Regions from separate parts of the Homo sapiens genome. Here region 2 is linked to region 1. The links are chromatin loops, found by intact Hi-C in ENCODE. Cell type or tissue: Caco-2. All regions are shown on one strand. Links, peaks and the distances in the headings refer to the core of each region. The heading gives the core; the rest is flanking DNA.

What was found. A loop is a pair of places that touch in the nucleus more often than their neighbours do. Peaks named below come from ENCODE experiments on the same cell type or tissue, not always from the same donor. Only the 100,000 strongest peaks of a DNase experiment are listed, where the experiment ranks them.
Region 2: it touches region 1 in a loop (2.7-fold over the local background); 2 of 110 quality-filtered maps call a loop at or near these places.

What each region holds. Positions count from the first base shown.
Region 1 is chr3:31,362,774-31,378,991 of GRCh38, reverse strand. No RefSeq gene overlaps it. Among named protein-coding and RNA genes, the nearest start is that of STT3B, 160 kb to the left of the region's middle. RefSeq lists an enhancer at 964-2,163. In Caco-2, for the core only: no CTCF peak of the experiment used is centred there; a DNase peak (open chromatin) is centred at 8,121.
Region 2 is chr3:31,440,382-31,456,599 of GRCh38, reverse strand. It overlaps the pseudogene THRAP3P1. Among named protein-coding and RNA genes, the nearest start is that of STT3B, 84 kb to the left of the region's middle. RefSeq lists a silencer at 7,753-7,931. In Caco-2, for the core only: a CTCF peak has its summit at 7,900 (motif pointing right); a DNase peak (open chromatin) is centred at 7,889.

The DNA of each region.
Region 1 (16,218 bases), core at 4,937-12,936:
AATGAAAAAGATTACATTTATAAGGGCAACAAAAAGTATTAAATATCTTTACAAGCATTTCAGAGATAAATTTAAAAAGACCTAAATAAGTGGAAGGATATACTACATTCATGGATTGGAAGACTCAATATTGTTAAGGTGTCAATTCTTACCAAATTAATCTGTAGGTTTAATGCAATTACAATCAAAATTACCTTAGAAATGTTTTTGTGGCAATTGATAAGCTGATTATAAAATGTGTATGGAAATGCAAGAGACCTAGAAGAGCTGCAGTAGGGAGAAATGATCCCTCCAAAATGGTCACATCTTAATTTATGGAACCTGTGAATAGTTATGATCCATAGCAAAAGGACTTTGCAGGTGTAATTAAGGTTATGGAGTTTAAAATATGAAGATTATCCTGAATTACCTGAATAGTCCCAATCTAATCATGTGAGCCCTAAAAAGCAGAGCACTTTCTTAGACTGAATACAGAAGAGATGCAGCAAGGAAGCCAGAGAAGTTTGAAGTATGTGAAGGACTCATCTTCAAACCATTGCTGGTGGTTTGAAGATAGAGAGGGCAGCATGACAAGGACTGCAGGTGGGCTTATAGCTGTTAGAGGCTCCCAGATAACAGCCAGTAAGTAAGTGGAGAACTCAGTCTTACAGCTGCAAAGAACTGAATTCATTCAAAAACCTGAATGAACTTGAAAGGAGATTATCCCTAAGGGACTACAAATAAATACCCAGACTGTCTGATATTATAGTTTTGGCCTCGTGAGACCCAAAGCAGAGGAACTAGTTGAGCCCATCTAGACCTCTGATTAACAGAACTGTGAGACAATAAATTTGTGTTGTTTTAAGCTGTTAAGTTTGTGGTACATGGTTACAGGATCAGTAGAAAACTAATACCATATCGAAGGCAATCTTAAGAACAAAACTGCAGGACTTAACGTTCTTTGTTTCTAAGAATTGTTCTCTCCACCACATAGCTCTAAATGAAAGAATGGCTTTTGAGGCCATGTTCGTCTTATATGACTCTTCCTCTCTGGCTACAACTGGTTGGATGGACTGGGATGAACTTGATTGTCTGGGGAATTTGAACTAAGCCCCGCAGAGACAGGGTCTGTTACTCCAATGTATCTCACCCCCTAAATAAGTGGAGTAAGTATTCATGTGCTTGTGTAGTCTTCTTCCTTTGAATCTGGGTTTTAACTAAAAGAATGAAGCAGAAGTGTCACTGTGTCAGTTTTACTAATGTGACCATGTGTTTATGTTTACAGTTAGGAAGGACATTAAAATGTAAAATGGGGCTCATGGCATGATAGGGTTGATATGATGATTAAATATGCTTGTATTCATGAAATGCCATGTCTGATTCTTGCTATGTGCCTGTTACTTAACAGGGGCCTAAGTAAATGTGAGTTTCATTTGCCGGGTAAATAACTGGAGACTGATGGCTTTCTGAATTTTTCTTCAAGTAGTGATGGTTATTGACTCAATTTCCTTAGACTAAGTATAGCTATGTGCACAGTAGCTTATCAGGAATTGGATACAGTCTGTGACCCCAGAGAAGTGGTGGGGGAGAAAACTCATAAGAAGATCAGACCAGAGCCCAGGCTATATAAGTACAGTGAACCAACTGAGCTAACCATGAGTCACGGCTCAAAAAAATTAATACCTCATGAGTCAATCCATGGCAAACTTCAAAGGCTGCTCACAGAAACCTGTTTACCTTCCCTGCCACCACTTGAGAGAACAAGGTCTTGCGTTTCTTAACTGCCAGCCCTAGAACCAAAGCTTAGTTCTTTGATCCTGTTGTGTACTCTACTACCTGGTGGAGTTATGTCACATGTGATACTAATGCCTAATATGTAACTGAGCACTTCCCATGAGGCAGATACCGTTCTAAATACTTGATGTGTATTAATTCATTTCAACCTGCCAATATGCCTCATGAGACGGGTATTAATAATATTCTCATTTATAGATGATGAAACTGAATTAGAAGAGTTTAAATGACTTTACTTCAAACAACAAATTAGTAGCAGAACTTGAATTTGTCTCAGGCAGTCTAATCCAGGATTTGTGTTTTTAACCACAATATTATACTGATTAGCTACAGGATGAGAAATGTCAGAGTTAAAATTATTTTGAAAATATAATTATTTTGGTTTCACAAATTGCAGGTACACAGAAAAATTGCAGTACACAGAGTTCAGCTTTGTTGACTTCAAAGACGAGGTGTATTTCTCTTCTTACTACTTTCAGGACACTGAAAAGAATCATGTCTACGAGCTTCTCCCCTGCTTCACTTTGTGATGAGTCTCTGCTTTCTAGGACAGGAACATTTCCTTTCAGGTTCCTGCACTTGAATATCTCCTTCCCCTAATTTATCGTCCTGAATGGATGGTCATGGTGACATCTACAACCTGCTTTCTGTAATTCCTATTCTGATTAGCTAAAATATAGGTATTGTTTTCTATCTTGTTTATTTTTACACAAGTTTACCTATATAACAAACCTGCACATGTACCCCTGAACTTAAAATAAAAGTTAAAAAAATTTCCTTCATTCACATTCTTTCCTCTACAACCTTACTTCCCTATTTTTCTGTTTTCTGTTAGTCATTTTCTGACATTTTGAAAATTAATATTTATACTACCCACATCTATGTTTGATTTTTATAAAATGGCCCTTGTCATGTGCAATTGAAGAAGTGGACTATTTGTTACACACCATTTACCAAGGCTTTATTTTTCTTACAATTGCTTGCTCTTGATGGGCCATTTATTCATAATAGAATGTGGACCTCTTTTAATACTTTAATATCTAAAGACTTACACTGAATTTTCTCCACATTTACACTTCCTGGAGTCCTCTGAAATTTTCCATATCTTTTGGTACTTCACACAGGTGAAATCTGGGGACCAAAAGAGATACCTTTTCCCATACATCAGGCAAATATCTCTTTTCCTATCATGTTTGCTCACAGAATGAAACCTACTCTCAAAATCCCTTAGCTCTGTTCTGAGATCCCTGATAAACTTCGATGGTGTTGGAAATCCATCAATGTCAGCCTCCAAGTTTTCTACTAATGCTTCTAGACCATGTGGCCTCTTAGAAACATCCAACTGATATACAGCAACAACATGCAGGAAGACAAAGGCATCTCCAGTGGGACTGAGAGCAATCTTAACGCAGTGAACAGCTTGAGATTCCAGATTGCGGTGTTGGCATTGGTATCCCTATTCTTCCCTTCAGAAGAAAATATTCTTAAAATGGGCAATTTGTAGGTAAGTATCTTGTTTGGGGTCTCTAGAAGCAGAACCTGAGGCAGAGATTTGGGTACATGTGATTTTCTACAGCATGGATATTTCCTTTCAGGTTCCTGCATTTGAATATCTCCTTCCCCTAATTTATCTTCCTGAGTGAACAGCCATGGTGATGTCTATAAACTGCTTTCTCAAATTTCTCTTCTTTTCTCCTTCCCTCTTTGAGGGAATACTCTTCAGGAACTACCTGTTTGGGAGTGAGGAAAGCAGGACTGGAAGGCAAAGAATCAAGCAAGGCTACAGTAGTCCAGGTTGGCTTTTATCCATGCGGGCTCTGGAGCATGCATGGTGCCATGGAGAAGCGGTTGGACTCTTAATTTTTTTTTTTTGAGACAGTCTTGCTTGTTGCCCAGGTTGGAGTGCAGTGGTGTAATCATAGCTCACTGCAGCCTTGATCTGCTCACCTCAAGCTAGCCTCCCAGCTTAGCCTCTTGAGTAGTTGGTACTACAGATGCCTACCACCATGCCTGGCTAATTTTTTTTTGATTTTTAGTAGAAACAAGATCTTGCTATGTTGCTTAAGCTGGTCTTGAACTTCTAAACTCAAATAATCCTCCCACCTCAGCCTCCCAAAGTGCTAGGATTCCAAGCATGAGCCATTGTGCCCTGCTGGGCTTTTTAATTTATTTATTCTTATATCACTTATTAGTTATTTGCCACTATCTGCCTCCTCCCTTGGTCACGTAAACTTCTAGGCATCTCATGGCCAGCTATTCTCTTTAGTCAAGTACAATTCTCTGGCAAAGTTTACTCAGGTAAGCCGCTAATGGCACCATTTGCAGCACCTGGGAGAGGGGCACACCAGCTGTTAAAGAGTGTCCAGTGGATCTCATACAGGGTCTATCGCAATAGGTAAGAGTACAATGATTATTTATAGCTCAAACAAGACTCATTTTTTTTTTTCCAGTATGCAGGAAATTTTCTGTGCCATGTTGTTGATTGGAGCTTCATTCTACAAGTGTTCCTGTTGGAGTTAGGAATGTGTTTGGCTGCAATAATAGGCAACCTAATTAATACTGGCTTAAACAAATAATGATTTATTTTCCCCATGCAGTTCCAGATTGAACAAATGCTATGAGGGACACAGGCTCCTCGAGATTTCTCTGGCATCCTTAGAATGTTGGTGTCATCCCATTCATGCTCACCTAATGCTGCATTACCCCAGGCCTCCTCCATGTTGCAGGCAGAAAGAAGTAAGAAAGGGAAGTGTTGGCACCAACAGGCTTCCACTTCTGCTTCATGCAACATAACTATGGTATATGGCTACTCCTGGCTGCAGGAGAGGCTGAGAAAACCAGCTTTTGGTTTTTATAGCTTCAACAGAATGGAGATAGGCATGGGATAGTGAGATTGGAAATGAAAATCTGTCTAGTTCTTCTGCAGTATCTGCTACAGAACCTTTATTTTTTAGCATTATTTTCTGAGGAGTTACTTATTGACTACTAAGGGTGTGATAGTTTCCTTTAGGCAGAACAAGACAAGCTAGGAGGCATTGGGGAGCTTGCCCTCTAGGGAGGAAAGTATACCAATAAGTCAGAATCCATTCAATGTGACAAAGACTCTGAGAAAGGCATGACTTTCCCATATAAGTGAGAACACAGAGGGTGGACTTGGCCAGTTGGGCTGAGAGAAAGCAGTTGATGGAGACATATTGGCACAATATGTCTGTGTGTCTAATGTGATTGTGGATGAAGAATAGCCGGTAATTGAAGATAATTCTTACTTTGTAGCTTCAAAGAATGGATGAATGGTTAGCTAGTGAATATAATTGGATTCTGAAGTGCCCCTGTGGGGCATATAAGAGGAGCTATCTAGTATGCAGTCAGAAGAATAATGGTTAAAACTAACTCAGCCCTCACTACGTGCCAAGCTCTTCATATGGGTGAACTCTCTTAACTCTCACATCACAGCTTGTGCTTATTACTATCATCCCCATTTTACGGAAGAGCAAACTGAAGCTCATAAAGGTTAACTAAGTCATCTAAGGTCACACAACTAGAAAGTGGTGGCACCCAGATTTGAGTGCAAATATTCTGACACCAATCTCTGCTCTTAACCACTTATTAATTCAACAAATATTTAATGAGCATCTATGATGGGCCAGGCACTGTTCTAGATGCAGGGGATACAGTGGTACAGAAAGACATACTTTCTATCCTTATGGAGCTTTCATTTTATTGTAAATAAAACCCCACAATGTTATATAATAAGTAAATTTTATTGTAAAAGAACTGATTTTAAAAAGAACTGATTTTAAAAAATGTATAACTATTTTATAAAAAACATGTAGTAATAACATATATATAATAACAGTTTGATGTTAGTAGTGATACCACTATCACTGTACCACACCGTCTCATGACAGAAATGGAACCCAAAGTAGCGGAATCGGGGTGGCAAAGAGCTTGGCCTGGAGTCCGTGCAGGGATAGGTGGATGACACTGCTGCAAATGGGACTACAGAGAGGAGACTTGCTAGAGCCAAGTTTCCAGAAGCGAAACCTGGCCCAACAGTGCTGGTTTTGACCAGTGCTTCATCAAGAGCAGATCAGAGGTAAGTGTACGTGATACTGCCAAGGCATGGTGGCTCTAGGGCAGTGACCTGGCCCAGACCCAATTCCAAGGTTCTATAGTACTGACAGAACTGGCACTAAGCTCTTTTTTTCCCTGAAAGTCTGACATGTAGTTGAAGATATGCAGTGAGGTTCTGAGTTGGCTTGAGCTATCTTTTTCTGTTTCCTCTCTACTCTCAGGGGTATGGTCAGAGACAGGAATTTATATGGTGCTGTCTTTTGAGAGGCTTTTTGTTAATTACATGAGGTTAGATCTCAATACAGATTTTAGAGACCTAAGCCTTACAGTCCCACAGAGAAGGGTCATGGGTTTTACCAAACATCATAAACTTGAATTGGGAGCTTTTGTTAAATAGGGGTGGGACATTTTCTTGGGATGAAGAAAATAAATAATTACTGCCCATCAGAATAAAAGAAGACAATATAAAGGTCTGTCTTCATAACACTTTGTGTTTAATAATCAGGTTTGCTCAGGGAATTAGGAGGAACTGAATTTATTTAAATTATGTGTTGATCTTACTATTAAAATAGGAGCAAGTGGAAGAATGAAATAAAAATAAAGGAAGACATCTGATTAACGGGGAGAAGGGAGACGTTTCTTTAGGAAAATGATTAAAGTCTTAGCATATAGTCTAGACAAATATGAAAGAGAAGAAGTTCTTGGAGGCCAAATTCGACATATCTGAAACTGGACAGGAGAAGCACATCTATCTAGCTGCTCCTGTCTGATGAAGGGATTGCTATACAACTGCTCTAAGATCAGAAAAGATAATTGATCTCAGGGAGGAGATGAGTGTGATTCTCTAGAGGGTTCCTGAAATTAGGAAACTATTGAGGAATATCTCTATAAAACTGCAGATAGATATTCCCTAATAAGAACACATGGGTAAGCACCCCTTGAGGACTGAGACAGCTACGCACAATATTTGGACAAATGTGAATGAGGAAGCCTGAGAAGCCAGGATAAAATACTGAAGGCACTGAGTCGCAAATTGGAAAATTGTACAGTTATCATAGATGGGGAAGCAGGAATTGCCTGTGCCTGACGAAACCTGCCAGGAAAATTTATGGAATTATGATCCCCCCCAGGGGAACTCACAGGGCAAATAAGATGTACTACTAGAGAGCCAGGCAAGATAAAAATAAATTGAGGTCAGTCCTGAGTTGGATATTGATCTGATGAGATGATGCCTCCTGAGTGGTATTATACAACTCAAGCAGGTGAAGATAAACAAGCTTTGTTTGAAAATGGCATGCTTTGAAAACTGTTCATTCCTTGACTTGGCATCAGACACTCTGGAGAAACCCAAAAGAAAAAAAATCTAGAGGAATAAGTTAGAAAGACAAATGTCTGGGCCAGAAAAGCAATGTGAAAGCAAACAGAAGGAAAGCACCATTCCAGCAAGCAGTGTTCATACTATTCTCAATAGGGAATGATAAGGTCAATTAAGAAACAGGCCAGACTGCTGAAATCTCAGCTAAGATTCAGATGGGAAAAGAAGGACACAGAATAGTGGAGGCCTATCACCCCTGCTACGGTTGGAATGTTTATCCCCTCCGTAACTCATATTGAATCTTAATCCCCAATGTAGCAGTAAAGGCAGGGCCTTTAAGAAGTAATTGGGTCATGAGGGTTCTGCCTTCATGAATGGATTAATCCATTCATGGACTAATGAATTAATTGGTTAATAGATGAATGGGCTGTCATGGGAGTGGAACTGGTGGCTTTATAAGAAGAGGAAGGGAGACCTCAGTTAGCACACTCAGCCACCTTGTCATGGGATACCCTACACTGCCTTGGGACACTGCAGTAAGTCCCCACCAGCAAGAAGGCCCTCACCAGATTCAGCCCCTTGATGTTGAACTTTCCAGCTTCCAGAATCATAAGAATTTTTTCTTTATAAATTACTTAGTTTCAGGCATTATGTTGCAAGCAACAGAAAATGGACTAAGACAATGCAGAAAATACATGGAACTGAAGGAAATGTTAAAGGTCTGGAACTTTCAAAAGCAGAAGAAAAACAGGTTTTCCACGAGCATAAAACTGAGATATGGAAGCGATTTGTTTGTTTAGTGACTTTCCTGAACTAATTTGGTAAAGTCTACATTCTTTATTGTGTGTGGCTGCTGAAGTCTTTGCTCAATGAGCTTAGAGATTAGCTAATGATTGCATAGAGACTTCCTTCAATGCTTTGAACCAATAAATTTCCCAGCCTTTGCAGAGGAACTCTGTGTGCATATCAGGACATGCTTTCAATGCTCAAGCAGTAGCCTTTACTTCAGACTTCAGCAGAACTTCAAGATAAGCCAGAGATGAGAGTTTGGAGTGTTCTCAAGGTTTTTTTCTGGCTGTGTGTGCAGTCCTGGGCATGTGGACAGCCCTGAACTTATGAATGGGCTTCTAAATTTCCAGGATGTTGTCAGCGCTTTTCAAAGCTCCTTATGGACTTTGCTTTTCCTTTTAAGTTTCTTGGTCAGTTTGTTGATTGCCTATTATTGCCACCTCAGGCAGCTGTGATAGGAAACAATTGCTGCTGATTGTTTTTGCTAAATGTCCTCAAGGAAAAGGTTGTTCACACTAAGTGAGCTCCAGTCAGGTCATATAAAGACCTGCTAGTGAGAGTTTCCAAGAAACTGCCAGAGAGGTCAAATAATGACAATTCTCTGAATTGGTGATTTTGGAGAGTGCCTGTCTGCTTCCTCCAGTGGCTGCTAGGCTTCTAGTTTTTGCTGTGATTACAAACTGTTTATTTTCAAGCCTTCTGGGTAGCTAGGAGAGGGGAATGGGAATAGGGCAAGTTAAAATATCACATAGCTTGCTGTTCTTACTGAGTCAGCTCTTTTTCTTGAATAAACACTCCTTGGATTGTTATGAGCCTTTGGTTAATTTCCAGAGTTCTGAAAAAGTTGATTTTTACAATTTGCTAGTGTTCTCATTGCTTTTATGGAGAAACAGATTTTCAGAGGTCCTTATTCCACCATTCCCACTGACATTCCTCTTACAGAGTTGTTTTTCCAGTTCCTGAACCATGTGGCTAAATCATTAGCCATTGCTCAAGAATCGAGGTGGATCCATTTCTTTTACCATATTTCTGTCTGGCAAAGTGGATATCAAATGTGCTATTAAAGTTTTGCCCAGGAATGGATTCTTCAATATTTTTCACACTTCAGAGTGAGTCAGCAATATTTCCTTCTGGCTCAGGCTAGAATACTGTATAGACCATCTGTAAACCAGACCTAAGTTTTATCTTCCTTAGTCAAATAGTCACAGGAAACTTCCATGGGGCTGTTGGTATGGATTGAGCATAAACAACAATGCAGCAAGAGTGGTTACCATGGGAGTCTAAGCCCATGCAACTTACTTGTGGCTTCAAAATCTGGTTGAGCCTGATCTTGGATAAACCACGTGGATTGCTGCTGTGTACATCCAACTTTACAGTTGGTGGGTCAGATAATGATGAGAAGTTAATGTTGGGTAGGTCAGACACCAAGGTCACTTGATACCCCTTGGTTGGATGCTCAGTCTCTATTAGGGTATATTAGTGAGCCAAAAGCTATGTCTCAAAATCAGAATAATTATTGACTGAAGAAGGCAAGAAAGCATTTTAAATTCTGTGAGTGTGTCCTTGAATTCTCCTATTGGAGTTTACCAGAAGTCTCATTGTGTTTCTATTTGCTACGGCACCCTGAGTACCATTGTAACTGCTGGACCATGTGGCCCAAATGGCAAAACACTTTGTATTGCATCCTGTACTTATCATATAGCTTTCTCTTGCTCTGGGCCCCAATAAATAATGGCATCCTTATGTGTTATTTTATAAAGGTAACATGCTGTATTTTGCCTCTAAAATTTAAAAAGTCCCAACAATTATTGTGGCTCCTTAGTGGTGGGTTGCACGAAGTATAGAAATTTGTCTTTCACTTTAAAGGGACTATGCCACCATGTCCCAGACCCATGCATCCCTGAGAACATCACTTAAGAGATACCCGGCTCAGTGGGATTTATCTTTCATCCCCTGACATGCCTGTGTCTTACTTAGATTATTCCAGAGTAGAAAGTACTTTTTATTTTCCAATTTCAGGCAAGACATCATCAATATAGGGACCAACGTGGCACTCTAGAATGTCTGGATGATCAAGTTCCCTCAGGCTAGATAATGAGCAGGAGAGTTAATACAAACCCGAGAGTATGTACTGCTGTACAGACTGCACATCTGTACCAATGCATGATCTTTTCTTAACCATTTAAGAAATTTAAATCAATGAATTATTTTAAAAAGGTAACACAGGTGTATGATGCAAAATTTAAAATGTGCAAAAGCATTGGCAGATGAAAATGGGTTTCTCTGCTACTCTACCCCCTCATCACTCAGTTCCCCTTTCTAGGGGTAACCAGTATTTTTAATTTTTTGTCTATCTATCCATAAACAATGCCTTAAAGAAAAGAAAAATACATACACACAAATACATAGTTATATATGTGTATATAAACATAACTGTCTATATATACAAACAGACACATACACACATACATACATATCTTTGTAGTACAACACCTTGGAGGTCATTCCACACAAGTTCTCGTAGAGTTCTTTATAATGGTTGAAAAGTATCCACTCAGTGGATATGCTTTAATTTATTTAATCATTTCCCAGTTGAATTGGATAGTTTTCCATTTTTTTCACCATTAAGAGCAGTGACAAAATGGATATCTTTTATGTATATGTCTTTGTGCACATACATGCTTATATCCACAGGGTAAATTACTTTAAGTTCATCCATTTATTTTTAATTTAATTTGAATTCTTTTTGAATATGTTAAGTTCTATACACACAAATGATTATATCTACAGGGTAAATTCCTAAAAGTTCATTTATTTCATATTTAATTTCAACTCATAGTGTATATTTAAGCCTCCTTAAAACCTTTTTGTAACATTATGTGGTATAAATAAGCAAAATACAAAGAGTGGGATCGGTAAGTTCGTAATTTATCTGTGTGTGTGTGTATATGTGTGTGTGTGTATATATACACACACATATATATACACACACACACATATATATATGACACTACAGCTACTAGTTCTGTAATATTTGCTGAACTGTTTGCCTCTCTTTCCAATAAAGATACTTTATCACAAGGTTAATAAGAATTTCAACACAGTAAATGTTTATGTTAGACCAATAAAACACATTGCTGGGTATCTTTCATTAAGCTTTCTGGATCTATTCTCCATGTTTTCTACCTTCCTCTGTGTGAGGCTGAGAGGCTGACCCATATGGTCTATACCAGAGGTTGACAAACTTCGGTCTGCGGGTCAGATCTGATCCATGGTGTCAAATCCAGTTACATCCATTTAAGTATCATCTATGGCTGTTTTCATGCTACATCTGCAGATTTTAGTATTTGTGACAGAGACCATATGGCCTATAAGCTTAAACTATTTGTAATCTGGCCATTTACAGAAAAGGTTTGCCAGCCCCTGGTCTATATCATTGGCTCCCTTGCCCTCTAGGTTCTGGTTAGGTTTATCACTTTGGAGCATGGCAGGAGTTTGGAGGGAGAGAGAAAGGTGAGTTGGGGACTTTATTCCAGTTGCCTTCTTGTGTGGTTGTCACAGGATGGCTCCATTTCTGGATTGTAAATCTCAGCTTCTCTCAGAAGCCTCTTTCCAGTCAGCCCTCTCTGCCTTGGGGTTCTGGTAATCTCACCCCAACCTACCCCTTCAGGCCCAGGGATATGCCGTTTTGCTGTCACTGGTCTGGGGCCCTGCACTGTCCTCTGTGGTAGCCTTGCCCATGCCTAAACAAATAGCCCTTTATTAAGCTATTCTTAATTTCTCTTTTAAGAATACTGGGTGTTCTTTCTGGGACTCTGATACAGCAGGTTACAATTTTATGGATATATTGTCCCCTGAATTTTATGAAAAAAGGGAAAATACTGAAAATAATTTCACAAAAACGGTAACAGTGGTTATCTGTGCATAGTGAGATATCAATGACTTTTATTATATTCTTCTTGCTTTCTGTGGAATCTATATGAGGAAGAATTACTATGTTTGTTCTAAGGATAAAGCTAAATAAAGAACATAATAAAAGAAAAAAAATGACTGGACTCTTTGCCCTCTTTGCCCTCTATAGTTACCAGACTAGCTATGTCCTGAAACTCAGTAGTAGACGTTGCTTTTCCTGGAAAGCAGCATACAGAATGGAGAGGGCACTGCCTTTAGAATCAGCAGGCTTGCTCTGTCACTCCGGGTTTGGTCATGAAAACAAGCAGAAGACCCATATACACACATTCGTGTGTGTGTATGCTTGCGAATACACCTACACAGAGCTGGAAAGTTGTAGCAGCCTTTATTTCAGTTGTTGAACACTAACCTTGCATAATCTGATGCATGTGTGCCTGCTGCTGTGATGGTGCCCATGTTCGTTGAAACTTTCCCCATTGGCAGTGCTAACACCTGCCTGGGCTCCCAGGTTATAGCTTCCCAGTTCTTGCATGCTCAGTGATTAGTCTTCAAAGCATGACCCTCTGCCCTCTGGCTTGGTCCTGAGGAACTTGCAATGTTAGCTATATGCTATTCCAGATTCAGCCTCCTCTCAAGACTCTTTGACTGTTGTTTGAGCTTGGATCACTGGCTCAGAGTCTCAGACTCCCCAACTGTCCCTCCACTCCTGTCAGGTTGCCCTTTGGGGTACTGGTGGCAATTTATACTTGCAGATCTTGGTCAAAACCACTCTGACCTATCCTGACAGGCTTCTTTAACTTTAAATTCACAGGAGCAGTGGTTGGGATCTGTTTTTCTTTCTCTCCAGAAGATCAAGAGTTCATGCAAATTGGTTGGGGTGACCAGCTATGAATAAAAAGAGGCCTGCCTGGGCACGGTGGCTCATGCCTGTAATCCCAGCACTTTGGGAGGCCGAGGCAGGTGGATCACGAGGTCAGGAAATCGAGACCATCCTTACTAACACGGTGAAACCCCGTCTCTACTAAAAATATAAAAAATTAGCCGGGTGTGGTGGCGGGCGCCTGTAGTCCCAGCTACTTGGGAGGCTGAGGCAGGAGAATGGCGTGAACCCGGGAGGCGGAGCTTGCAGTGAGCCGAGATCCCGCCACTGCACTCCAGACTGGGGACAGGGCGAGACTCCGTCTCAAAAAAAAAAAAAAAAAACAAAAAAACAAAAACAAAAACAAAAAAGAGGCCTGCATTTGTTAGGCCAGAGAAAGTTCTACTGTGATCTTTTCCCAGGTCAATGATCTTCATTAAGCATTGAGCTAGAAAGAACTGAGCTGACAGGTGTTGAGGTGGTCCATTAAAACAACAAGCCAAAACCAAAGCACCTGTAAAGCCTTTAGCCACTTACTGCAAAACTGTAAACAGGACCTGAACATGAAAGGGCTCCAGAACCCACCCCCACACCTTGTTCCATTTTTGAGTAGTGTAGGTGGGAGGGTCAGGTGGGTTGGCACAGATGTGGGGATCATCTCACTGTCATGGGGAGCTGTGAACAAAAAGCTCCTTCAGTTTTGTGGATGTGAAGGCTAGGTGAAGAAGGAACGAAGGAAGGGCTATGAGTGGGAAAAATATGGAATATTGAGTCAAATGTCTTTGAGGCTCACCAGATAATGTGGTCTTAGCAGAGGTGCCTGAGAAAGGCATCAGTGGAGGTATCCTCTGATAAGGAGGCCTCAGAATGGAGATGCCTGGGCTAAGAATGTTGATTTTTTGCATGGCCAGGCCTCTGAGTTCTTGGCTATAAATCTCTCCCACTGTGCCCAAAGTCTGGAGAGGGCAGCTTTCCCCCATGAGGCCTATGAGATGAAAACTTTGTAATTGCCTATGGGCAATTTGGCTTAAAAAATCACACATAGGATTTTGACCTGGAGCCAACTCCTCAATATCTACTTGCCCTACGCTGAAAAAACTAAGAAAGAACATGCAAATGACTGCTGTCTGAGCAAAGCTCTGCTTCAAGGTGTCTTGACAATGTCTGCCTCTCTATACTCCAGAAACAGATCTAGAGACAAGAATTCAAGGACATGTAGGTTCTTTTAGAAGTGAAGGAAAACAGGGGAGGAGGGAAGTTGGAAATGGCAAGGCACCAGGCTAAGTGCTTTTTGTTTGTTATCTCTGTTTTATTCCCATTCACAGAAGTGGAACCTAAAGCCTGAGAAGGTGAAATGGCTCCCCCAAGGCCCATAGAAAGGAAGTGGTGAAATTTTCTCTGATGACAAAGACCATTCCATAACTATATACTCACTAATTTCTGACCCAAATACAAAATAAAAAAGAATATGCAAATGTCAAGTTAAAATAAGTGCAATAGAGGTTTGTTTTTTTTTTTCCTAATGTAATGCATTGGTTAAAAGTTGATTTTCATTTCATTTTTTAAACCATATGCATTTATCCTGGTTACAGTAACTCTGGAAAGTTCATAAGAGATGACTATGAGTCTCTTGAGTACGTAACCCCCTCCAGGAGAATGCATTTAGCTAAAAGCATGAAGAGCATGGAGAAAGAATGGTAAAAAGGACCATGTTGAGGTGAAAAAATGCTGATGATGGAGGACTAGAGGCAGAAGGAAATTAAAAGAAAGTAAGAGAGAGAAATGAGGGAGAAATTAGGGCACTAAGAATGTTTATGTATATCCCCACAAAAAGCAAAATGCCATGGATTTCTAGGGTATAATATAGTCTCAAAAAAGTGCTGAGTCATAGCCATCTCTAGGAATAAGGATTAGTTAGCATAGACAGAAAGCATGGATGCCCTTGAAAACCAAGTGAGGTGCCATCATGGAGATTGCAATACATGGTGTGCTTACTCTATGAGCTTTTGTTGCATGTGGATAAGAGCTTACATTTGGGCGAATGGGTGGGTTAGCTAAAATATCAACTAAGATTCATTTCAACTTTAATTCCAACAATGATTTCTTATAATTTAATATTTTCAGGAATTTGCTTAGTTTCTTTATTCACCACTTCCCTCTCCCAGTTATGTTTCAATTACTCCTTCCCATGACTCTCATTTTCAAATCCCCCTCTCCCCATGTAGTTTTTGGGGGTATGGGCTGCTTCTTCCATTTAAAAATATTTTCCATTGTTTCAAGTTCTGTATTATATGTCTATTTCTCTTTTAATATTTTCCTGTTGAGTGATTAAGGTATGACTGCTCAGAGTCAGCTATGTTTTTTAATTATTTGTGGAGCTTCCTGATTGCATAGAAGACACATTTCTGTGAAGGGTCAAGAGGAAGAATTTAATTTAGCAAATATTTATTGAGCACTGGCTATGTACAAGCTGAGACAGAGGCTTCAAGGAATCTCCAACCTAGTAAATGAGATAAAATGCAGCACTAGAAAATTATTACGCATAGGAAACTAGTAAAACCAAGATTCAAAACAAGCTGGAAAAGCAAAGAAAAAGCAGAACTTGAGTTTTCAAAATGATAAAGCATTGAAATAGTCATCCTCCAACATTATTCATGCTTATAACTTATGCTTAACTATTATTTTTATTTTTATAGTTTTGTCTTTTTACATTAGGGGAGCATCATAATCTTTTCAGAGATTTTAGGACATTTAAAAGTCCTTATCTGGCCATGATTATAGGACACAAGGGTACCTATAACAGTTCTCATCTTAATTTCAAAGCACCATATAGTTTGCACAGTTTCCACACATATCACTCATCTTAGTAGTATTCTGAGAGAAGCAATGCAGATGGCATCCCTATTTCACAAATAATGAAGCTGAGTCTTCGAAAGATTAGTTGGATTGCTCGTAGCTAGTATAGACTAAGATTTTTAAGATCAGACCTTAAGGAAAGGTCCAACTGTGGTCCAAGGGAAGGACCAACTGCTCCTGAGAGGCCCCATGGTGGTAGAGGGTATGTTGGAGGCAGACTTTAAGAAACAGCCAAGTCTTCCAAAGAAAAAGGGGTAAGAAGGGCTTGTCAGGGAGGGGTGATCACATTGGCAAAGAAAATTAGGTGGGAAGTTACAGGGCTTGTTAGAGAAAACAAAGAGCAGGAACTATCAAATGACTGTCGTCACGTCTTTTAAAATTACCCTCTAATTAGAGCCATCTTTGACCGGTTGACTTCCCTCTTGCCCTTGTTCACTAGTGTGGGTTAAGAAGGAGGAGGAGGAGGCAGAAGTGATTGGTGGAAAGCAAACTAGATTTATTTTGTCATGGAGTGAAGAGCTAGCCCCCAAAGCAGACTCTGTGGCTCTTCTCCATTCTATTTTCATTCTAGTATCCACCCCCCACTCCCTGGCCCTGTTAGTTCAGCATCTTCCCAGTGTTTTTATAATTTTCTCTGCTT
Region 2 (16,218 bases), core at 3,351-11,350, 79 kb before region 1:
AGGGCTCAGGGGCACGTGAGGTGTGGTTAGGAGCAACCCCACGTGATACATGGCTGTGCAGAAAAGGGGAACACAAGGTGGTCAGAAAGGCCTTAAACTCCTCCTTGACATACAAAACTGGTTTTTACAAAGATCCAAGCAATTTGGTCCCAAACTGAGGTGAACACTTCAAAGTTTATTCACATGCTTTGTTTTCTCTTTTAAGAATCAAAGTTTCCCAAATTAAATGTTTCTAATATTACTACATAGGCCTAAAAAAAGAAAAGAAAAAAAAAAGAAGGGCTTTTAAAATCAGGATGGGGAGAAGAGATTGAAAATCATCAAATTAGTCTTCTTAGCTCCAAATGAAATGAAATTCAGAACAAAACTGTTGGTTTCTGATAGGAAACAAAAATTCAAGCATCGCTGTCCCGCCCTACCCTTGCCCCAATGCCACACACCAGCAACAAATGAGAAAAACAGCTAAAGCCCAATGAGTTGTGTTCTGCTCAAGAGCTGGGCCTGATCCCTGGGCTCCACAGCCAGCCTCCTCTGTCCAGTGGGAGGCAGTGCCAGGGATGACTTCCATGGTAGTACAACCTGCATGGCCGGTGAGGGGTGGGGTAGGATTTTGAGAATCATCTTGAGGTTCCTCTGTTTAGCTCCTCGCAGCCATCTTCCCAGCACCTCTCTCCCCGGGGCAAGGAATCCCATCAAGAGTGGCCCCTACTTGGTTGTGGGCTATAAATTGTCCTCTTCTCAGTTCTCTGTCCCACTCTTGTTGTCTTCAATCTGCCCTTCCTCCCCACTGAATTTGTCATGGGCCAGCTTAGGTCTGGTACTTGATTTCTGGAACATGAACCGGACCTGACCCGGAGGAAAGGCTCCTCCCCCTGGCCCCGGCTCACCCACTTGTCACTGCCTTCACCTTCATGGTCATCATGCAAGTAATGCTTCTTGCTTTTGGGTGTGTACTCTGGGTCCCACTCCTCTTTCTGGTTTCTTTTTTGAAAATCGTTGCTGTTGTTTTTATTGTTCCCAGAGTAGTTGCCTCTGCCCCAGCCTCTTCCTCTGGCTCAAAATGGAAAGGTTCCTCGAGCTCTGCCACCTCCTCTTTCACTTGGACCCACCAAGACTTTGGTCCCCAGTCTCGATTTCTCAAAGCCCGTGGTGCTTTCCTCTCTTTCCTCTGTCTCTTCCGTGTACTCTTCTGCTTTGTAGGAGTGAGATGACTGGGAGGAAGAGGAGGATCTGGACCTGTCTCTCGATCTCTGGTGCTTCTTCTGCTTCTTTGATCCTTTATGAGTTTTCTCTGTTTTCTCAGCTGACCTTTTCCTCGAGGGCCTGGAGTCTCAGGAATCCACTGATCCTCTCGATTTACCTAATTTAAGATCTCTCTCCTGGCTGGGAATGGTGGCTCATGCCTGTAATCCCAGCAATTTGGGAGGCAGAGGTGGGTGGATCACTAGGTCAGGAGATTGAGACCATCCTGGCCAACATGAAATATAAAAATTAGCTGGGGGTGGTGGCACATGCCTGTAATCCCAGCTACTTGGGAGGCTGAGACACAAGAATCACTTGAACCTGTGAGGCAGAGGTTGCAGTGAGCCAAGATCATGCCACAGCATTCCAGCTTGGACGACAGAGTGTGACTCTGTTGGAAAAAAAAAATCTCTTACGACGTTCAATATCAAGGCTGAGATCAACAGGATCATCTTTGTATTTTCCCTCAGCGTTGTAGCCAGGTACTGGGGGAAACGTCTATTCTTCTGTGTATCTCTGGGCTTTTCTTGTTTTTGGCTGCCGCCTGCTCAGTTAGTCTCTTTAGGTATTTAGTAAAGCGTTCATGTAATGTCATTCCTGAGGACCCAAAGTGATGCTCTTTAACATGGTGAATAATGGTCACTATATGTTGGGCAAACAGTTCTGAGGGGCTACGCTGAGACTGAGCTGACTGTATGTGCTGGAAAATGGAACAAAACTCCTGTTCCTTTTTGTTGCTATGGACTAGATCTTGGCAAAGCTTGCGTTCCCGAGCCAATAAGCCATTGGGTCGTGCAAAGTCCTCATCAAAAGAGTCCATCCAGACATCGCCCTGTGTCTCTCGAGTAATGGAAAAGGAAGACTTCCCTGTGGAAAAGTCTCCTTTCGCTTCCAGCTTGTCTCGGCTCTCAGAAGTCTTTCTTGGGGGAGGCAAAGAGCTTTTCTCCCGGACCGCTTTGTGAGCAGTCACTCAGAAATTCCTCTCAGGCAGAAAGCCCTTGTGCCCACCTTTGGTTCTCTTGCCCCGATCCTCCTTTTTGGATCTCTCTGGGAAAGACTCCTCCTCCAGCTCCTCTGTTTTCCTCTGCTTTTCCTTCTCTGGAGGTGCATATACCAGGCCCTCCCATTTGCCTGACTTCTCCTCCTCCTGGTTTTCGTTTGCACCTATGACTTTAGACATATTTTGGGTTCATCATCATCAAACTCAGATTCCTTCCTTCCCTTAGCTTTGTCCTTATCTTGATCATCCATCTCTTCCTTGTGGAAGTCAGCCATCTTCTTCTCAAAGTCACTTCGGAGCTTATGCCTTTTGAGAGACTGACTGCCCCGAAAAGGCTTCTCAGAATCAGTTTTGGGAGCAAAAGAATCAGATTTCATTTTTCCATCACCCAAGTCTGTGTCAGAGAAGCTCCCTTTTCTCTTTTATTTTTTCTTTATCTGTATTTGTTTGTTTCCGTTCCTTATCTTTTCTATTCTCTGTCTTCTGCTCTTCTAGGTACCTCTTTGTACAGGCTGCTCCTCCTGGAGCAGCACTCTCCTCCTTCTGAGATGAGACATATGTGGAGCCAATGGATGGTAAATTCTTACCCACAGGGCTGTTTTTGGATGGACTCAGGGACCAAAGAACCACGGTCGAACTGAACTTGGTGTGTCCCAGGCTGATACTCAGCACCGCTTGGCAGAGTTGAGCTCATCTGGGATGTGCTGGAAAGTGGAGGACTAGGTTTTGGCACGGGGCTAGGAAGGAGTGACCGCTGCCTCACCACCACAGCCTGGAGGGGGCTTTTGAGAGCTGAGCTTTGCTCCCGAGGACTCAGCTCAGAAACTGCTGAGGCCCCTGATGCAGAACCAGTGCCGTAGGTGGCATCTGGCCATGGCTTCGAGCTCTCAGATGCTTTTGTATCTTGAGAGGTGCCTCCAGAGAATGTCTGCTCCCTGGCCTCATCTCCCTGGTTATCCCCGGTAGCCTGAGATGGCCGGCTATCCTCGGAAGAGGACTTTTCTCCTTTGCAGACTTGCGCTTAGAAGATTCAACTCGGCTATGGTTGGAGGAAGAACGGGAAGATGAGGAGCGCCTTGACTGGTCAGAAGACGACTTATCAGAGTTTCTAGAATGGCTCCTGGACCTTGGTGAAGGGGACCTTCTCGCTGGGGACCGGGATCTTGAACGGCCCGTGTGCTTGCCGGCAATTCTGCCAATTTGAGCGGTAGTTTCCATAGCCTCCTCCGTTATACTGGCCCCATGGATAAAAGCCTCTGTTGCGCCCACGGAAATAATAGGGCCTTCTATATAGCCTTTGTTGTGACCTCGGAAATCCCGATTCGGTTATACTCTTGGGTGGTTTCTTTCTCTGTTATGAGCTGGAGAATATAATCTGGAACGAGACCTAGAACTCAGCCTGCACTTCCTTGAACCAGAGACAGATGGCCTTAGGGACCGAGACTTCCAACATGAACGAGAACGAGATCTTGATGCAGATCCTGAGCGAGGAGAGCGAGATCCAGACTTGGATTTGTTTTTGACAGCTCTGAAGAGAGGATCACTTTTCAATTACACCTTATTTGAACAGTGATTCGACTTGCACCGGATCCCAGACACTACCCCAAAAGAACACTTGCAGCACCAGTGGCTTCGTCAATTTACGAGTCAGGATACACTTCTGGGCCTGCCGCGGCGATCACCGCTGCAGCTCGCAACGGCACAACCAGCCAGAACCTCGCCCCCGGTATTTTATATTTTTATAGCTATTGTAAATGTGATTGCCTTTTGATTCTCAGCTAGATTGTTATTGGTGTATAGAAATGCTATTGATTTTTGGACATTGTTTTTGTATCTCGCAACTTTACTAGATTCATTTATCAAACTAAGGGTTTTGGTGGTGTTTTTAGGTTTTCCAAATTACACAGAGACAATTTGAGTTCCTCTCTTCCAATGTGGGTGTCTTTTATTTCTTTCTCTTGCCTAATTACTCTGGCCAGTACTATCGGTACTATGTTGAATAGGGTGGTGAAAGTGGGCATCCTTGTCTTGTTCCAGTTTTTATGGGAAAGGCTTTCAACTTTTCTTCATTCAGTATGATGTTGGCTGTGGGTTTGTTGTATATGGCCTTTGTTATTTTGAGGTACATTTCTTCTATGACTACTTTGTTGAGGGTTTTTATCATGAAGGGATACTGGATTTTGTGAAATGCTTTTCCTGCATCTATTGAGATGATCATATGGATTTTGTCCTTAATTCTGTTTATGTAATGTATCACATTTATTGATTTGTGTATGTTGAACCATCTTTGTATTCCCGGTATAAAACCCAGTTGAGTGTGGTATACTGTCTTTCTGATGTGTCATTGGATTTAATTTGCTAGTTTTTTTTAATTTTTGTGCCTATGTTCATCAGGGATATTGGTCTGTAGTTTTCTGTGTTCTGTTGTGTGCTTGTCTGGTTTTGGTATCAGGGTTATACTGGCCTTGTAGAATGAGTTAGAAAGAATTCCCACCTCCTCAGTTTTTTGGAACAGTTTCAGAAGGATTGAGATTAATTCTTCTTTGTATGTTTGATAGAATTTTACTATGAATATATCTGGTCCTGGGCTTTTCTTAGTTCAGAGATTTTTTTGTTATGGATTTAATGTTCTGTGCATTATTGGACTGTTCAGGTCTTCTATTGCTTCCTGGTTCAATCTTGGGAGGTCGCATGCTTCTAGGAATTTATTAATTTCCTCTAGGTTTTCTAGTTGGTGAATGTATGGTTGTTCATAATAGTCTCTGATGATCTTTTGTATTTCTGTGGTATCATTTATCATGCCTCCTTTCTCATTTCTGATTTTATTGGGTTTTCTCTCATTTTTTCCTGGTTAGCATATCAAGTAGTTTATTGATTTTGTTTATCTTTTCAAAAAACCAACTTTTTGTTTCACTGATCCCTTGTGTGTATATATGTATTTTTGGTCTCTATTTAGTTTAGTTCTGCTCTGATTTTTCTTTTTTTCCTTCTACCAAGGGTTTGGTTTGTTCTTGTTTTCCAGTTCCTTGAGATGCATCAATAGTTTCTTTATTTGGAGTCTTTCTATTTTTTTTTTTTTTTTTGGTGTAGGCATTTATTGCTACAAACTTCCCTTTTAGCACTCTTTTGCTGTATCCTGTAGGTTTTGGCATATTGGGTTTTGATTTTTGTTTGTTTCAAGAATTTTTTTATTTACTCCTTATTTCTTTCATTCAGTCATTCAGGAGCATGTTGTTTAATTTTCATGTATTTGTATCATTTCCAGAGTTCGCTTTGCTATTGATATCTAGCTTTATTTCATTGTGGTCTGATTTCAATTTTTTGAAATTTGTTGAGACTTGTTTTGTGTTCTAACATATGGTCTAACCTGGATAATGTTTCATGTGCTGATGAGAAAAATGTGTATTATGCAGCCACTGGATGAAATGTTCTGTAAATGATTTTTAGGTCCTTCTGGTCTAATGTGCAGTTTAAATTCAATATTTCTCTGTTAATTTTCTGTCTAGATGAACTGTCTCATGCTGAGAATGGGGTGTTGAAATTCCTATCTATTGTTGTATTGGAGCCTGTCTTTTCTTTTAAATCTAATAATATTTGCTTTATATATATGGGTGCTTCAGTTTTGGGTACATATGTTTAGAATTTTTATATCTTCTTACTGAATAGATCCTTTTATCAATATATAATGAGATTCTTTGTCTCTTTTTACTGTTTTTGATTTAAAGTCTGTTTTATCTGATATAACTACTCTGCCTAATTTTGGTTTCTGTTTGCATGTAGCTTCTTTTTCCATGCCTTTACTTTCAGTCTGTACATGTTTTTACAGATGAGATGAGTTTCTTGTAGGCAGCCTATACTTGAGTCATTTTAAAAAATCCATTGAGCAAGTCTATATTTTTTTTTAAGTGGAAAGTTTAATTTGTTTACATTCAGGGCTATTACTGATATATCAGGGCTTATTCCTGTTATTTTGTTACTTGATTTCTGGTAATTATATATATTATTTTTTCCCTTTATTTCTCTGTTATTGTTTACTATTGTAGTTTGTTGGTATTCTACAGTGGTAACATTTGCTAATTTCCTCTTCCTTGTTTGCTTGCTCTATCAATGCCTTTTATATTTTTGAGTGTTTTCATGATGGTAGCTATTAATCTTTTGCTTCTGAGTATAGAACTTTCTTAAGCATTTATTGGAGGGCTGCTCTAGAGGTGATGAACTTCCTCAGCTTTTGCTTGTCTGGGAAAGACTATTTTTCCTTTATTTATGAAAGATAAATTTTCTGGACATAGTATCCTTGGCTAACAGTGTTTTTCTTTTAGTGCTTTGAATATATCATCCCATTTTCTCCTGGTCTGTAAAGTTTCTGCTGAGAAATTAGCTTTTAGTCAGATAGAGGGTTTCCTTTATAGATGATAAAATGTTTTTCTCTTGCTGACTTTAGAATTTGTACTGTCACTTTGACTTTAGACAGCCTGAATTGCAATAGGCCATGGTGAAGTACTTTTTGCATTGTATTTTCTGGGGATCATTGAGACTCCTATATCTGGATATTTAAATCTCTTCCTAGAATTGTGAAGTTTTCATTTATTACTTTGTTAAGTAGGTTTTCTAAGCCTTTCAATTTCTCTTTACCCTCAGGGATACTAACAATTAATACATTCAGTTGCTTTTTGTAGTCCCAAGTATCTCAAAGGCTTTGTTCATTTTTTAAAAAATCTTTTTTCTTTATTTTTTGCCTGACTAGATTATTTCAAAATATTTGTCTTCATGTTCTGAAATTCTCTATTCTGCTTGGCCTAGTCTATTTTTGAAACTTTCGATTGTATTTTGTTCTTGCTTTGATGACTTTTTCAGTTCCAGAATGTCTGTTTTTTTCAAAAAGATATTTATCTCTTTGATAAATTTTTCACTTATTTCCTGAATTGAGTTTTGAGCTCTTTGTATTGCTTTTCATATTTCTCTTGCATCATTGAACTTTTAAAAATAAATATTTTGAATTCTTTATCTGGCATTTTGAGGATTGCTTTTTGGTTAGGATCTATTGCTGGAGAATTATTGTGTTCCTTTGAGGATGTCATATTGCTTTTTCATGTTTCTTATGTCTTTACAGCATTTGCTTCTCTTTATTTTTGAATTTTCCTTCACTGGGGGGGCTTTTTCCTGAATATGTGACTATGATGTTGGTTGGGTTTGCTTTTGGGTGCATGGAGTAGGGAAGACTACTATAATTTCATTGGCTATAAATAGCATCAGTGGTATCTGTGGTTTCCTTGGTGTGTTAGGGTGCGGTTATTGGTGGAGGCTGTGGTGAACTTGTGCTAGGGTCTGGAATGCCAGATTGGTCTGTCTTTAGCTTTCAGTGGGGCTAAGCATGTCTATCCTTGTGTTCTGTGGCAGTGTATTCTGATACTTGTGTTGGTGGTTCCAAGCAGGCTGATTTTTGGGCTCTGGGTGCCTTTCTCAATGCTGGTTGTGGTAGTGGTGGACTGGTTGGGTGAGTAGGCTCTTGGGTTCCTGGGCAGCCACATGATGTGGGCAATGGTGGTAGCAGTAGTGGTGAGATGCTCTTCTGATTCCCAAGTGCTGTGCTTTTGTGTTGGCAGTTGCAATGGGCCATGCAGGCTGGCTTCTGGGCCATGCAGGCTGGCTTCCAGGCCACTAGGTGGTGCTTGCAGGTAGAAGCAAGCACCTGCAGATACTTGAGGTGGTAGTGATATGTTGTTTGTGTCCAGCCTCTGTCCCCCAGGATAAATGCTTAGGTGCCCCAGGTGGTGGATTGGGTTATGGAACCCCCAGGACCATGGATCCTGCACTCTGTCTCAGAGGGTGGGGTGAAGCCAAGCAGAGCCAGACCAGGCAAACTTGTGCACAGGTCCCCCAATGATGAGTGCATGGACTAGCTGTGATGAGGAGTTGGGGGTGAGGTGGGTTGATCCTTGGGCCCTGGAGAAATGCTTGGGTGAGGGGCAACCACCACTACAGTGAGGTCTTACCATGTGGTGGGGGTGGCCAGTCCCAGCAGTCTCAGCAGCCACAGCCTTGGCCAGCAGCTGGGGGACTTATGTCCTTTTCATGCCCCAGTGCTTGTGGGGCTCCCTCCCCCATCCTGGCTGTTGCAGCTGGGGGATCCCTCCCCCATCCTGGCTGTTCAGTCAGACCTGGTAGTTCATGCCTAGCCTGGAACTCAGCGCTGGGCCATGGGGGCCCTCTTCCCAGCTCATGTCCAAGTTTCTGCAGCAACTCTTGTCTTACTCAGGACAAGTGGAGGAGTTGTCCACATGTAGCACCAGCAGCTGCAGCCCACAGCACACTTGCTTCTCAGTCCCGTTTGCAAAAGCCTCCCCCACACCCCTACCTAGGCCCCATGCCCCACTCTGGAAGCAGCAGCCTGAGTTTCCCCAATGCCCGGGACTGGTGCCACTGGTTTCCAGGACTGAGCATAGTCTGTTAAAAGCAAGGATCAAGAATGGTGTTTTATTGTAGCTCCTCAGGTCCCAGAAAGAGTGTGAGACCCAAAGTGTGTTCCCTCCTTGGGGTTCCTTCCTACAGTCTCCTGGCTGCTCCCAAGTCAGAATCAGGGCTTAGAAGACTCAAAGTGTTTCTCCTATGGCTTGGATAGTACAGTTCCCAAGTGAGAAGGTAAATTGTAGGAAGACACTCACTCACCTTCCCCTGTACTGAGGGATTCACTACCAGTTCCGGGCCAATCCTAGCCACAGAAGCTGCACATTTTCCTTCTCCTTCCTAGATTTTAGTGTTTCCTATCATTTTTTTTTTCTGTCAGACTCCCACATTCCACCTTGGATAATGTGTTTAAAATGTGAATGTTGGCGGGGCACAGTGGCTCCTGCCTGTAATCCCAGCACTTTGGGAGGCAGAGATGGGCAGATCACAAAGTCAGGAGATCGAGACCATCCTGGCCAACATGGTGAAACCCCGTCTCTACTAAAAATACAAAAATTAACTGGGCGTGGTGGCAGGCGCCTGTAATCCCAGCTACTCAGGAGGCTGAGGAAGGAGAATCGCTTGAGCCCGGGAAGCGGAGGTTGCAGTAAGCTGAGATCGTGCCACTGCACTCCAGCCTGGCGACAGAGGGAGACTCCAGCTCAAAAAAAAAAAAGACTGTCTACATATTTTTTGGTAATTCTAAGTGGATGAGGCATGCTTACAATGCCTCTAGTCAGCCATCTTAAAAAACAAAACAAAACAAAACAAAAAAACACCTATACTGTTAAGATAGTCTCTTAGAGCTTATCCTAAATGTGGGCAATATTCTCAAAATTGCAATAGGTGAGAGAAGGCATATGTAGTGACCTGCATATAGCACTCCAAGCTTTGGTTATTGCTGTTTGCTCCTGATAGGGTCCAAAAGGGGCTACATTAGACAGGAAATTCAATTTTTTCTTTTTGCCTTTCACATATCTGCATTTTAATTTGAAATTTATTCCATGCTTTCTTTAGCTGGGTGAGTGTGGATTGCCATATTTCATCAAAACTAAGACACTGTCAGTTTTAAGGTCTTATTTTATTTACCATTATTTTATTTACCATTATGAAAGGAAAAAACCTGCCAATTAAACGATGACAATTATAAGACATATCACCATTTCAGAGATGTTACTATGTTATAATTCCTGGCAAGAAGGGGAGGTACAGTGTTGAAATGCAACATTTTAAGATTGCTGCCTCCCATGAAAGAGGAGGCTGTTATTTCTGGGATGAGATCAAGTTTCCCTTGAACTGTTTTTGCAGGTTATCTTCTCTACACTTGGCGTTCATGCATGGAAGAGCAAAACCTGGTTCTGTGTTAGCACATATTTTGTGTTACATTGATCTCTATCTTGCTAATTACAAAACAAAGTTTTATAGAATAAAAACCAGTGATTATAGAAACCAAATTGAGAATCAGGACTAAGGATAAAGTTTAACAAGAAAATGTAATTACAGGAAGTTAGAACACTCTCTCCTCTGTATCATTTAAAGATTAAGAGACTCAGCAAGAAGAAAAGGGAAAATTTTGTCCTATTGATTGTGGAATTAGCCAGGAAAAGTGTCTGTGAGTCCTTTATACTCTGAAATATTATTCTACACTATGGAACTTTAATAATCAGATTACACTCTTGAAGTTTAATAAATGGCACTGAAAGTTGTTTTTTCCAACTCAGGTGCGAATATAACCAAGATTGTTCTTTGTCCCTAGTAAAGAGAAGGCTAGATATTACTATTTCTATAAAACTGTAGTAGGATTTAGAAATAACATTTAATATGCTGTAGGCCATAAGGCAAAGGGTACACAATGACTGGAATTAATTTTTCTAAACTGAACTAGTAGAGTATATGTATGTGACTTTTATTCAGACAAGACATGTAAAAGAAGCCTCTCCGCTCCTAAACCTAGAGCAACTGGATTTGAAAACCAGATTTGCAACCCATGTTATTTGATGGCAGCTATAAGATTTTGGCCCCAGGGCAAGAGGTGATTTGGTTAAGGGTTATTTATTTTTTGCCTTCACAGGATACCTTGTGGTATTTTCATCCTCTTTTTCCCACACACAGTCTTCATGGCTTGAACTACTTACAACAGTGGGTTTTTTTTGTTTTTTGTTTTTTGTTTTGAGATGGAGTCTTGCTCTGTTGCCAGGCTGGAGTGCAATTGTGCGATCTCGGCTCACTGAAACCTCTGCCTCCTGGGTTCAAGTGATTCTCCTGCCTCAGCCTCCTGAGTAGCTGGGACTACAGGTGTGTGCTGCCACGCCCAACTAATTTTGGTATTTTTAGTATAGACGGGGTTTCACCATGTTGGCCAGGATGGTCTCAATCTCTTGACCTCGTGATCCACACACCTGGGCCTCCCAAAGTGCGGGATTACTGGTGTGAGCCACTGCACCTGGCCAGAACAGTGGTTCCTAACCTGGACTCCACATTAGAATTAGCAGGGGAACTTTAAAAAAATACTGAAAATATCCATGCATACATCTTATTCCAGCCCAGTGAATTCAGAATCCCTGGAGTAGGTCCCAAACATAAAGGTTTTTTTTTTTTTTTTTCTTGAGCTCCGAAGTGTTTGTAGTGAGTATCCCAAATTGGGGATCCCCTGATTTAGAGTTATAATGCTTGCTCCTGGGGTTTTGCAGATGTCAGCATGGAGACTTGGATTTAGTCCACATTAGTAACAAACCTTCCTAGAACAGGAGGCTGAAATCTTTGGATTGAAATAAGCTTTATCTTAGGGTCAGGTTTCCCAGAGGCAAGACTCTGAGATGAGAGTTTATGTGTAGGTGATTTCATTTAGAAAGTGCTCCCAGGAGAAAGCTGTAAAAGAGCAAGGAGGACAGGGAGCGGAGTGTAGTAACTGGTTTTTAAAGGTGGCTGCCTCCCATTCGTTTCCTCCATGTTTGCACAAACCACTCCACCCACCAGGGAGGGGTCTATTTCCCCTCCCATCAGAGTTGGCCTTATAACTTGCTTCGACAAACAGACATGGTAGAAATGATTCTGGCCTAATTCCAGGCCTGTCTTTTAAGATGCCTAGCAGTGTCTGCTTGTCCCCAGCAGTAACCAGTTGCCATGTAAGTAACCCGACCACCTGAGACCACCAAGCTGTGAAGTTTGAGCTAGCACCATGGGGAGGTGACATGGAATAGAAAACTGAGGAATCCAGCTGGCAGTGAAAACCAAAGCCCCAGATATATGACACCAGTCCAGCCAGTCCAGCCAGTCCATCCAGCCCCTACAGTTGTTTCAGCCATCCCAACTGAGGTCCCAAACATCATAGACAGAGACAAACAATCCCTGCCATGCCTTGTTTGAATTCCCAACCAAAAGAATCATGAGCAAATACAATAATTGCAGTTTTAAGCTTTGGAATAGTTTGTTATGAAGCAATAGAAAATTGAAATTTGGGGTAGTTTCACAGTGATAGAAGACTAATGTTTGGGTGGCTTATTGTGCAACACTAGATACCGGAAATAGGAAGAAACCCCCCTGCAGGGATAAAATTTCAAGCAAAATCCTGTGAAGGTTATCTCCAGCCTGATCCCATTGGGAAAATCTGAATTATGTCTCAGGATTATCCTGATATTAGGCTTTCATATTCCTAGTTATTGGATGAGGCCTACTATGTGGTCAGAAACAGCGGCATAAACTCCCAGGTTTTTCTCGCTTTCTGAGGAGCACCGGCAGAATTAACCATCCCTCAAAGGACACCTGGCCTGTGGCAAGTGCCACATCATCATATCAGAGCATGTGGTAGTAACTGTCTTCTGATATTATTTCTCAATGTTTTGCAGAATATGCAACCCAAGCAAGAAAAAAAAAAACCAGAAAAGTGAAAAAAAAAAAAAAGAAATACAAGTATCTTAGGCATAAAGTTCAAATTTGATCAATAAAAGGGAATGAAGACTTTAACAATAAAAAATTATGGGAGGAACCTTTGTAGATAGGGGAACAGGTAGGTGCGGTTTCTTTTTGCAAGATAGGAAAAATAAGCCACGAAAAATACTGCAGGTAGAAGATGCTTGTGTAGCAAAGCAGAGGAAAGCAGCTTTGTGACAACGCTGAACATTTCCTGCTGTTCAGAGAAGCATGAAGTGGGAAGATGCTAAATTGTTGGCAGGTGTGTCTGATAGTAGTGTTGGCACACCTAACTTCATAATTTCTGACCTAGTTGAAGAAATGCCTATGATCTTTTTGCTGGGTTTAATTATAGCCTAAATATAATCTACTTCTTTAAAAAGAAAAAATTGGTTAGAATTCAATTATTGTTTCTGTGGAGAGAATTAATTTTCAACAAAGTGTTATAGAGAATCTGTGTTGGCAGTTCTGGGAGGAAGACCTCATTTTCTAAATGCAAATTTTGGCTCCTCCTGTCTTCTTCCTTCTACCTCAACACTTAGAAAACTACCAGAAACAGGTTTTTTTTTTTTTCTGTTAACTCATAAAACAGTAAGTTTTGTGATATTCTTTTCTAGGTAGATCTTACATTAGAACAGAAAAAAATTCTTCACTAGGCATGTGGTTTTATACTTGCAGATGTTTGGAATGGATCATCTTTATGTGCTCATTCATTAAGAGCTAATCTATCCCACTTGCTGATATATACACACACACACACACACACACACACATACACACACACACACAATTTCAACTCCTGCTGTGCACTACAAGCACTGCCTTTGGGGGTTATGCAGGGTGAGGTGACAACTTTTGGCAGTGCCAAAAATGCTTAACTGCTGAGGTTAAGCTAGAAGCTCTGGGTGAATGTTGCCTCAAAATGGCTGCTGGCACCCAAGCCAAATTAGCCAAGGAATCAATTACCCTCAGGTGGCTGCCACAGAGATATCACCACCAAAGCTGCTGAGAGAAAAACCTCTGGTCAAGCCAGACTTCTGATGATACAAAGGAACAGAATACACATCTATCTCCTGGGTCATTGTTTCCCTTCCTCAATTTTCAGCCTGCGGGACACAGGCAGTTTCAGCTGGCCCCAAGTTAGCAGCCCTTCCAGCACCTGGGCATCATTTCCTCTATTCAGATACCTTATCTGGAAATAATGAAAGTTTAATACGAGGCAATCAGACCCCAGGGATTTCCAAATGATACCTGATGGAAAGAGGTCTTCTGGGGTCACAGACACAATCACTGCTTCCTTCAGACCTGTGATTGCTCACTGCTGGGGATGATTGGGATTTGCAAGTTGATTAAAGCTGGAGATTTAGTGTCTGAAATAGAATTTCTCAGATAATTGCTGGAAATTGGCCAATGCCTTTGTTGCACTGAGCTCCACATAGCAGATTATATGCTCTCGGACTTAAACCAGATCCATGAAAGGGATCTCAAGGAGGAACCTTCAGAACTGGTACTCTGTCTTCTGACATGCAGAACAAGACGAGAGAGGATTGGATGCTTCCTTGGGATTGGGTGCTGAAGAAAATGAAATCAAAGCAAAGATTTCCTTCTGGAAACAATTTCAAAGAGTAGTCCATTTCTTTCTCCAGCTGAATCTTTTCTTTGGTAATTTCACAGTTTTCTTCATGTAAATATTCATGTCTTTCTTGATTTTTCCTGCACAAAAACATGTCTGCCTCTTACAGTAGGCCAGGACCTGATTAAAACAGTATCCCAGAAAAGCTATTAGAGCTTATGCTTCCAAACCAAGACCCAAAACATCTTTGTGTAGTGCCAAAGTTGAAAATGTTGTGAAGTGGTATGCTTGAAAGATTTTTTAACAAAATTATACCACCCAAGATTGGTGAGAGGACCTGGAAAAATGTACTCCCATACTCTATAAATTCTCCAAGAAAACATTTTGGCAACGTTGACCAATGGCCTTAAAAATGTTCATGTCTTTGGACCCAATACTTCATCTAGGACTTAATCAAGGACTTAGTCTTTAGGAAATAATCAAGGGTGTGAACAAAGGTTTAGCTTGTTCCATCTTTGCTGGTGCCTGTCTAGCAAGAGCATGTCTAGCAAAAGCATGTCTAGCAAAAGCTTGGCAATAGCGTTCAATTTTGGAGGACTAGAGTAGTGTATATCCAATAACAATAAAGATGGAAATGTTAACAGTGGTTGTCTTCACATGGTGCAATTACAATTTTATTTTGCTTATCTGTATTTTCTAATTTTTCTTCAGTGAATATGTTACTCATTTAGAAATATTTTCAAAAACTCCCTTTGAACTGTAATAGTTTTGTTGCAGAAATTTGTCTACTGACATGAAAAAATGTTCACAAAAATAATTGATGTAAATAAAATGGTATTAAACTGTACGTAGTATGATTCCACTTTTGAAAAAGAGAAATCAATGTATTCTCTTTGTCTTTTTCTCTGTCACACACACCTGGAAGTGCACACACCGGTATATTTCAGTGGCTTTCTGTTGACGGAGAGATAATGTTAACTTAATTTTTTCTCTTTGCTTGTTTATATAATTTATAACTTTTCTTCGGTGAACATGTAATATTTGTATAATTGAGAAAAAATAGAGTATAATTTTACATGCAATAGACAGGAGGCCTTATGTGTGTACAGATGCTCTCAACTAAGATTAAGATTTTTTAACTTTAAAATGGTGAGAAAGTACTACACATTCAGTAGAAACCTTACCATTCTGTTTTTTACTTCCAGTATTCAATAAATTACATGAGATATTCAACACTTTATTATAAAATAGGCTTTGTGTTAGATAATTTTGCACAGCTGTAGGCAAAGGTAAGTGTTCTGAACAAGTGCCGGTACCTTGATTTCAGCCTTATGAAACCCAGGCCAGAGACATCAGTCAAGCCAACTGAGAGTTCTGATCATGAGGTGATACATTTGTTGATGTAAGCTGGGAAGTTTTCATAACCAATAGAAAATGAAACACATGAAAAGTAAGTTTCACTCCCATCCTTGTACCCCAGCCCCATGTTTTCCTTTCCTGGAGACAAATTCCCTATGTTTAGAAGGAAAAAAAAAACCAGAAAAAGGAAGGAAGGAAATAGGTCTATTTTGGGAGGTGTTTGAAGCAGAGATTTTATTAGGGAAGAGAAAAGAGTAGGAAGAATATTTCTTGGATTTTTTTTTTAGGGAAAACTGGAATGCTGCCTTGTGCCAAGTGTAATACTGTCCATGTGAAAATGATTAATAAAACTGTAAGAACATTTATGATCTTCTTAACATTTAAAAACAGAAAAGAAAACCACAGCTACTTAGAAAGTGTGTATAATTAAGAGCATAATGGGGAACTTAAAAGATTTGTCTGTATCACAAAGGAAAGCTCCCTGTGTGAAAATGTCAAAGGTTTTTCTTTTAGAGCCATGAAAAAACTTCTGAATAGTTCAGTCATGTCCCTCCTAGAAGCCAAAACCTTTAAGAGTATGGGAGGAGAGAGAGTAGAAGGGAGAAAAGGAAGATACCATTAGTCAATTTAAAGAAGGGAATTACATGAACAGAAAGGGCTTGTGAATATTCTGAATACAATCTGAGTTTGT